2 separate regions of the Homo sapiens genome follow, and region 2 is linked to region 1. Evidence: chromatin contacts called from ENCODE Hi-C or POLR2A ChIA-PET data. All regions are on one chromosome and are shown on one strand. Each heading gives the region's core, a stretch centred on a gene start or an enhancer-like site at or near the end of the contact. The rest is flanking DNA. Distances are from core to core; before and after follow the strand shown. Region 1 has its middle 18 kb from the start of FAM201A. Region 2 holds the start of FAM240B (family with sequence similarity 240 member B).

The links. Hi-C counts contacts between places; a loop is a spot of excess contacts on that map. ChIA-PET counts read pairs that join two places held with the same protein, here RNA polymerase II (POLR2A). Pooled maps may share reads with other maps.
Region 2: a map of K562 shows a loop between it and region 1 (5-fold over the local background). The contact joins the promoter of FAM240B here to the enhancer-like site in region 1. A Hi-C loop is called at or near these places in 27 of 168 maps with a recorded cell type or tissue (A673, Caco-2, GM12878 and 17 more), 18 of 37 single-sample maps with no recorded cell type and 15 of 50 pooled maps. POLR2A ChIA-PET finds 5 or more read pairs at or near these places in 1 of 52 experiments (OCI-LY7).

The regions. Positions count from the first base shown.
Region 1 is chr9:38,636,617-38,640,614 of GRCh38, forward strand. No RefSeq gene overlaps it. Among named protein-coding and RNA genes, the nearest start is that of FAM201A, 18 kb to the left of the region's middle. Within about 2 kb of position 2,420, at least 2 of the 41 ENCODE cell types and tissues checked have a DNase peak (open chromatin) inside an H3K27ac peak, as active enhancers do; they include PC-9, where a contact is called at or near this core.
Region 2 is chr9:38,718,617-38,722,924 of GRCh38, forward strand. FAM240B (family with sequence similarity 240 member B) reads right to left here and starts at 1,517. Exons shown (of 3, transcript NM_001394922.1): 1 at 1,406-1,517.

The DNA.
Region 1 (3,998 bases), core at 1,170-3,669:
GCTTTCTAGACCACTGAAAGCACCTCTTTTATTTGGTTCCTTTGCTTCTAATCTTAGAAAAAAAAAATAGGATTGGGTAAATCTATCAAGAACCGAAAGCCAGGCAGATGTCAGGCTCACTCTCTTGTAATTCTTCCTAGATAATAGGTCCTTCAAACTCTCACTGCTTGATAGCCCAGTTCAGGGGCTCTCATATCCTGTGTCTCCCAAAACCACTTTATCTGAGCTGCAGATTCCTGTTTGACTGCAATGCCCTAAACTGAAACTCAGCAGCAAATCCCCTGAAAGGAAAATGATTTGCAAAATGTGAAAATAATCTTAATAGATATGCAGATATGCCTGTGTCTTGATTTTATTTTAATTTTTAATTTTTTTTTATTTTTTATTTTTTTTGAGGCGGAGTCTCTCTCTGTCGCCCAGGCTGGAGTGCAGTGCCGCAATCTCGGCTCACTGCAAGCTCCCCCTCCCAGGTTCATGCCATTCTCCTGTCTCAGCCTCAGCGTAGCTCCTGCCTCAGCTCCCAGACTAGCTGGGACTACAGACGCCCGTCACCATGCCCAGCTAATTTTTTGTATTTTTAATAGAGACGGGGTTTCACCGTGTTAGCCAGGATGGTCTCAATCTCCTGACCTCGCGATCTGCCCGCCTCGGCCTCCCAAAGTGCTGGGATTACAGCGTGAGCCACCGCGCCCGGCCGCCTGTGTCTTGATTTTTTTACTTTAAAAATCCTGTCTGCCTTTTATCATTCTCCTAGACTTTAAGAGATTTGCTTTTCTGTTATCATTATATTCAGATTTCAAAACTATTCTCAGTGGGAGTTAGATCTGAGATATTTGGGGCTGGGGGGGGGTTCCAGTTACAATTTTTTGTTTTGTTTTGTTTTGAGACTGAGTCACTGTCGCCCTGGCTGGAGTGCAGTGGCGCGATCTCGGCTCACTGCATCCTCCGCCTCCCGGTTCAAGCGATTCTCCTGCCTCAGCCTCCCGAGTAGCTGGGATTACAGGCGCCCACCACCATGCCCGGGTAATTTTTTGTATTTTTAGTAAGACGGGGTTTCAACATGTTGGTTAGGCTGGTCTCCGATTCCTGATCTTGTGATCTGTCCGCCTCGGCCTCCCAAAGTGCTGGGATTACAGGCGTGAGCCACCATGCCCGGCACCATTTTATTTTGTTTTGAGACAGGGCCTCGTTCTGTGACCCAGGCTGGAGTGCGATGGCATGATCACAGCTCACTGCAGCCTCGACCTGTTGTGCTCAAGCAATCATCCCTCCTCAGCCCCCCAAGTAGCTGGGACTACAGTCATGTGACACCACACCCAGCTAATTTTTTTTCTTTTTTTTTTTTTTTTTTTTTTTTTGTAGAAATTGGTTTTTGCCACGTTGCCTAGGGCTCAACTGTTCCTCTTTCCTCAGCTACCCAAAGTGCTGGGATTACAGGTGTGAGCCACTGAGCCTGACCCCAGTTACTCATTTTTCTATCTGGCTTAGTTTCTGTTTCTTTCTTTCCTTCTTTGGTTTACTATTCCTTAAGTTATGTGAACATATAAAGGAAAAAAAATGTATCTTAAGTCAAATTCGTGGCTTTGGGTGGAAGAAGAGGGAAGAAAGAAAATGTATTTTTGGCCAGACGTGGTGGCTCATGCCTGTAATCCCAGCACTTTGGGAGGCCAAGGTGGGCAGATCATGAGGTCAGGACTTTCAGACCAGCCTGGCCAATATGGTGAAACCCCATCTCTACTAAAAATACAAAAATTAGCCTGGCATGGTGGCATGCGCCTGTAGTCCCAGCTACTCGGGAAGCTGAGGCAGAAGACTTGCTTGAACCTGGAAAGCAGATGTTGCAGTGAGCTGAGATTGTGCCACTGCACTCCAGCCTGGGCGACAGAGTGAGATTCTGTTTCAAAAAAAAAAAAGTATTGTTTTATTATACATTTAAAGAAGAAAGTGTTCATAGCCATTGATTTTTCCCTACATGGTAATATATTCGTGGCACCTGGGTCACGTGGAATTATGGGAAGAGAGTCCTTTTCCCTTCTCCTAGGCTGGAGTGCAGTGGCACCATCTTGGCTCACTGAAAGCTCCGCTTCCCAGGTTCACACCATTCTCCTGCCTCAGCTGAGTAGCTGGGACTACAGGTGCCCATTACTACGCCCGGCTGATTTTTTGTATTTTTAGTAGAGGCGGGATTTCACCGTGTTAGCCAGGATGGTCTCGATCTCCTGACCTCGTGATCTGCCCACCTCGGCCTCCCAAAGTGCTGAGATTACAGGTGTGAGCCACCACACCCGGCCAGTCAGATCTGCATTCCCCACTTCCACTCGCTTCTCCGTTGTTACACGCCTTTGACTTTTGAGACTCATGCCACCATGCAACGTGACTCCACTGATGTCCATCATAGTCCTCTCCCTTCCTGTAGCCCTGGGCTTCTTGTCACTGCTCCCCATGGGCAGTCTGATAATTCTTGTAAAGTGACTCATGGTTCCTCGACTCTTTTGACCCAATAACTTTTCTCTCCACTCCACTGCAAGGTGTGACATCAAGATGCAAGATATGAAATGACTGGTCATACCTTGCAACTTGCTACACTTTATCATAAAAATCTTAAGCACCTGTCCACAGTGCCATATATTTTAACTGTCATATGCTTGCACTTCCTGAAACACTTTCCCAATACTTGGGGACCTCTATTAATGGTTTTGTCAAATTTTTACCCAGCCTAAAGAAAATAATTAAAATACATTCAGTGTAGCCTGAGTGTACTGTGTTTATAAAGTCAGCAATAGTGTACATTAATGTCCTAGGCCTTCATATTTACTCACCACTCACACACTGACTCACCCAGAGCAACTTCCAGTCCTGCAAGCTCCATTCATGGTAAGTGTCCTACATAGGTGTACCATTTTTTGTCTTTTCTACCATATTTTTACTACACCTTTTCTCTGTTTAGATATGTTTGGATATACAAACACTTACCATTGTAATACAATTGCCGGCAGTATTCCATATAGTAACATGTTATGCAGGCATATGGCCTAGGAGCTACAGGATATACCATATAGCGTAGGTGTGTAGTAGGCTTTATCATCTATGTTTGCGGAAGTGCACTCTGTGGTTCACACAGTGATGAAATTGCCTAACGACACATGTCTCGGAATGTATTACTGTCATTAAGAGATGCATGGCTTCATATATTTTTTACTCTGTTCTTATGCTTCTCTCTGTAGAACTCCAATGGCACAGATGTGTCATTGTATTGTTACACAGATCCTTAAGGCTATGCTCATTTTTCTTCAAACGTTTTTCCTCTCTGTTGCTTATATTGAATACTTTTTATTGATCTATCTTTAAGTTCATGGACTTTTTCCTTTGTCATTTCTATTCTGCTGTTGAGATCATCTTGTGAATTTTTAATTTCAGTGTTTTTATTTTTAGTTCTGAAGTGTAACTGTCTTTTCACTTGCAAGTTGAGATTTTCCTTGTTCTTTACATGCTGAACCATTTTGGATTATATCCTGAATATTTTGGATATTATCTTATGAGACTCTGGGTTTTGTTTAAAACGTCAGGACAATGTCTTTTGCTGTTGTTTTCAATGGCAATCGGCTAGGTCAGATTCAATATGCAAATTCCTCCAGTGGGCTGTAGTTCTATTGTGGTTCAGAGCCATGTGGTACAAGCACACAGAGAAAAAGAGCAGTGAAGAATCACTCTGAACTCCTGGAACCATAGATTCTCAGGTAAGAGAGAAGAGTTTCTTCCTTCAGAGTTGTAGGTGCTTCTTGTTGGTAGCTGTTGCTCTTTGCCCAGCTGCAACCACTGAATCACCAGCACAGTATTGCTTAGGTTATAAAGAAAGGAAAGCAGAAATATAGGAGGGAATTCATCCTCCTCTTTCTCACCTGTAGGGGCTCATTTTCCTTCCCCTCAGATCAGAAAGTGAGAGATCTTCGGGAATTCTTTTTGTCTGTAACCAGGATGTATTTCGTTTCTTTAAGCCT
Region 2 (4,308 bases), core at 267-2,766, 81 kb after region 1:
GAAGTAACCAATACATTTCTCAGTTCAATTTTGCATCAAAAATAAAAAATAATTATAATTTAAATAAACATAAACATTAATCAGTTTCATTGCATTCTTATGCTAATAGGACATATACATAGTTTGAGATAAGTAAAAAAAAAAAATGTTCAAAGTCCTAACTGTAGATAGTTATTTTAAATGGTCAATTAAAATTTGTTTCTCCTATTTGCTTTGAATGCTATATTTGGCTTAGAGTTACCATATTAATACTAACATACAGTTATTTCTAAAATACATTTTGATGTTTTTTATTTTATGAATTTCATTCACTTTTTTGAATAGTTATTTTTTTTAAAAGAGTTTGGAAAAGATACGTAAGTCTTCTCATCTGTGAGTTGAGGTGTTTGATCTACAGGTTCATTGAGGTCCATCTGGCTCTAATAGTCAGGAAAAAATCATCAGCCTCAAGTTCAAGGGAATAATCTGTATCTTCAAAATTACAGGGGCTTTGTGTTTCAGTTTTTTCACCTTCAAATGAGGGTATCTAGTTGCTTTGCACATATGTGAAGGGCAAATATCAATAATTAGGCTTTAGCAAAAGGAGACTGTTCTTCGATAAATAAGCAATTCTGTTTCTCTGCATCCCCCCCCACCCCCAGCAAAAGTAGTTTTTTCTACAGTGTACATCTCTTGAGAGGATTAGTTCTATTTTCAGTAAAATGTTACCAATTTGGAAAAGTCATAATTCCAACAGCAGTTCTTAAGTTTACTTTTCTAATTAACTTACACTTAAAGAGTGCTAGAACTCACTTTTATAATAAAAATTAAATATCAATTTAATCAAATAACATTTATTGAAGCTTGACTTTGTGTGAGGCTCATGCACTTGAGTCTATCTGATGAGGGGCTAGGGAAGAGTCAACTGTATCAACTCAGACGAAAGGGAATTCTACAGTTGAATTTCCCAGGTCTCAGGTTAGTCAAGTAAAAACCCCAAATTCATGATTAATCACCCCACCATCAGCTTCCTGAGAAGCTTCCATGATCCAGCATCTACAATGAACATTTCCTTGGGACTAAATTATCCATCAACCAACATGAGACATATCTTTATTTTGGTTAATCTCCAAAAAGCCTTGCTCTGTGAGATTTACCCGAATTTCTTGCTTTTTCCACACTCTTTAACATGAAATTTCTGCATCATTGACATTTAGGAAAAGATGGAAAAACATCAGAGATGGAAAAAAATCTACTGGCCCATCTGTTATTCCCAACTGGTACAGCGTAGGTGTTCAAGGTGAAGAGAAAATGAATTCAAGTGGTCAATAAAGGACACACATATAAGGGGTGATGTCTGTTTCAATTTTCAGCCCAAGTTGCAAGATGTTCCCACACTTGACAACACAAGCTCAATGTACTGTACCTTAAAGATGAATTTGCAGGTGATACCCGGCTAGGGTGCAAAGGAGGGCAAGACTCCCGGGCCTGCTCTTGATTCCTCAGGTCCGGCTCAGGAAGGCCACAGATGCTGTCCTGAAATCACATTGTTGCAGCCCCTATATAAGGAGTGGAGGAGTTACAGAAATCCCTTAACCTTTCAAGGTCATTTGAGCCAAATTAGTACCAGAACCAGACAATATCTTTCCAGGGACATTGTAGCCTTCCCTCGTGGTGAGAGATGGCTCTAAACAAATCCCATCTCGTACTACCCCACCCTCCCCAGAGAAGGCGAGCTTCTGTTTTGGCAGGTCCCACAAGTACTATGACTTGGCCTGAACCAAGAGAGATGATTTAGAGCAGAGGCTGGATTATCCATGTGCCCTATTCCCCTGTGACTTGTGAAAAGCCAGTCTCTGCACCTTGGTGTGTAAAGGGGACTGGAATGGTGGGACGAGTTACACTTGGGTGTAACATTACAGGAAGACTTAGAGAGGCATCTGGTTCTTTGGAGCCATTAATCCTTGAATGGAATCTGGTGATGACATATCATGGTCTGCTGAGTTCTCTACCAGTTGGAGCAGGAATTGACCCCGGTGAGTGTTTTCCAATAAAATGCATCCAAGTGAGATCGACTTCTCATTTTAGAGTGGCTCTTATCCCATGATGGAGGAGCACATTTTGTCCTTAGGAAAAACATTTAGAATCCTCACTCATCTGATAACAAAAATAGCTTTGGTTTTTATCAAATCCTTTAACTATGCTACTAATTGCACACCCGTTACTTGGTTCAGTGGAGTATAAATTTATAACTTACATTATACATGTCAAGCTCATCTAATATTGATGTTCAGATGTTATCCTGCTGAAGTGATATTTAATGTTGAGTCTGTGAAAGTGTTTTAATAAGCCCCTTTACATTAAGCTGGATGCCTTATTTAATAGCAGAACCAAATTTTAGAGATGAAATTTTTTTTTTTGGTAAGGAAAGAGAGGAGTTAATTCTGAAACCGTCATGCAGGGTCCCACCTATATAAAATCAACAATTTAAAGAGAAAAAACTCAACAAAAATGTTTCTAAGGAGTATACTGAAATCACAGAAGTGAAGTTATATACATATTTGTATATTTCCACTTAAGAAAATATAGAGAAACTTGAATAATTAGCAGCTAACAGATCACTAGGTGTTAGTTTCCCTTCCTTCGTCCCTCCCTTCCTCCCTCCCTTCCTCCCTCTTTCCTCCTTTTCTTTCTCTCCTGTGAAAGTTATTTTGGCTACATGTGATGCCTCAGCCTTTATTGAAGCCATTAGCAAGACTCCAAGAGAAAGGTTATCAAACTATTTCTTATGTGGTGTTACTCCACTTGGCTTATAGCAATTCTGTAAACACTTACTTAATCTACTAATATAGAATCTTGCACAATTAACAATTTGTTCCACTTTAAGGAATGAGCATTTATGCTCTTCCTAGTTCAAATAAGGTTTTAATCTATAAGTATAGGGATGTCCACATTTTGATCTTGACTTTATCTTTGATTTGATTGGGAAGACAGAGGCCGCATGGCTAGAAAGTGGCAGAATTAAGATTTGAACCCAGGCTGTCCGACTCAAGCTCTTACTAAAGTGAGATGTTCAGCACATGTCTCTGCCCAAGCCCCAAGCACTTCCACTATTCATTCCCCTACCAATACAAGGAGTTTATCTGAAAGAGGAAGAGACAATAGAACATGTGTTCAGGTCAGAGCCCCTGCAAGACCCTACTTCTGGAAGGAGGAGCAGAGGCTGCAAGAGCTGCCCGTGGCCCAGGGTCCCAATGGGTGGAGGAGCAGAGCGGGGAACCCATTAAGGGGAGCTGGTTTCAAGAATTTAAGCAGGGATGCCCCCCCGCATAGCTTTTAGGACAAAAGCACACTTACTCAATGGAAGCTATTATTACCATTATCATCAATACAGTTATTACTACCCCGAGCATTTCTTCTTTCTCCTTATTTTGAAACAGGGAATTTATGCCACTTCACTTTTTGAATTTTATTTTTTTTCCTTCCTGATGTTGCCACCCAAAAGAGAAGGGGAGCCCCAGGGGTTACTGAGCATCTTGTACACTTAGTAGAGGTGTACATACCAACTGGACTCTGGGACCCAAAAGAAGAGATGTAAAGGAGAGAAAAAAAGAAACAGCACAGACAGACAAAATATCTTGTAGAAGACAATCAGGTCTATATTTATTTAAAAACCTTATCTGCCAAACAGGCCAAGGAAAGCCTCCCCAGTGATAGGCACTGCTGTAAACTAGAAACCTAACCCTTCTCCTGAGTACAGAGCCCTGGGAATTTCAAGCTCCAATCTACATTCACAGATGAGCCCCAGGAAGATTCCTTCTGGAAGTAGAGGGTCTGGTGGGGTGAGAAGGGGGTGACAATGATGTACCTACAGGCCTGTGTGGGGAGGGAAGAAACAGGAACCAGTAAATAGAGAACTGGAGGTCTCTTGCTGGATGTTTCATTCCAAACTTCTTGTTTTCACATCTTGCATTGCAAGATATAATACCAGTGGCTTATTGGCCATGGCCTGGACACGTGTGATATGTGGATAGCACTTGACCATCCAGCCCTTTATTCCCATCATCATGGAGCTAGTCTGAGGTCCAATTCCTTTGTGTGTGTGATGACCAGTTCCAGTATAGCTGTGAGGTATGTGTATTAAAATCTGTACCTGGGATTTGTTTTAATCAAGTGTAGTAAGACATGCAGATGCAGAAATGACTGTCATGAGGGAAGAAGTTCATATTTACAAATCCCTAGGAAGAAGAGGTACGGCCATCGTGCCATGCAGGGGCATGCGGCAAGCACCAGGGTTGGTCAGGAGGCAGAGAGAGGCAAGAGGGGACA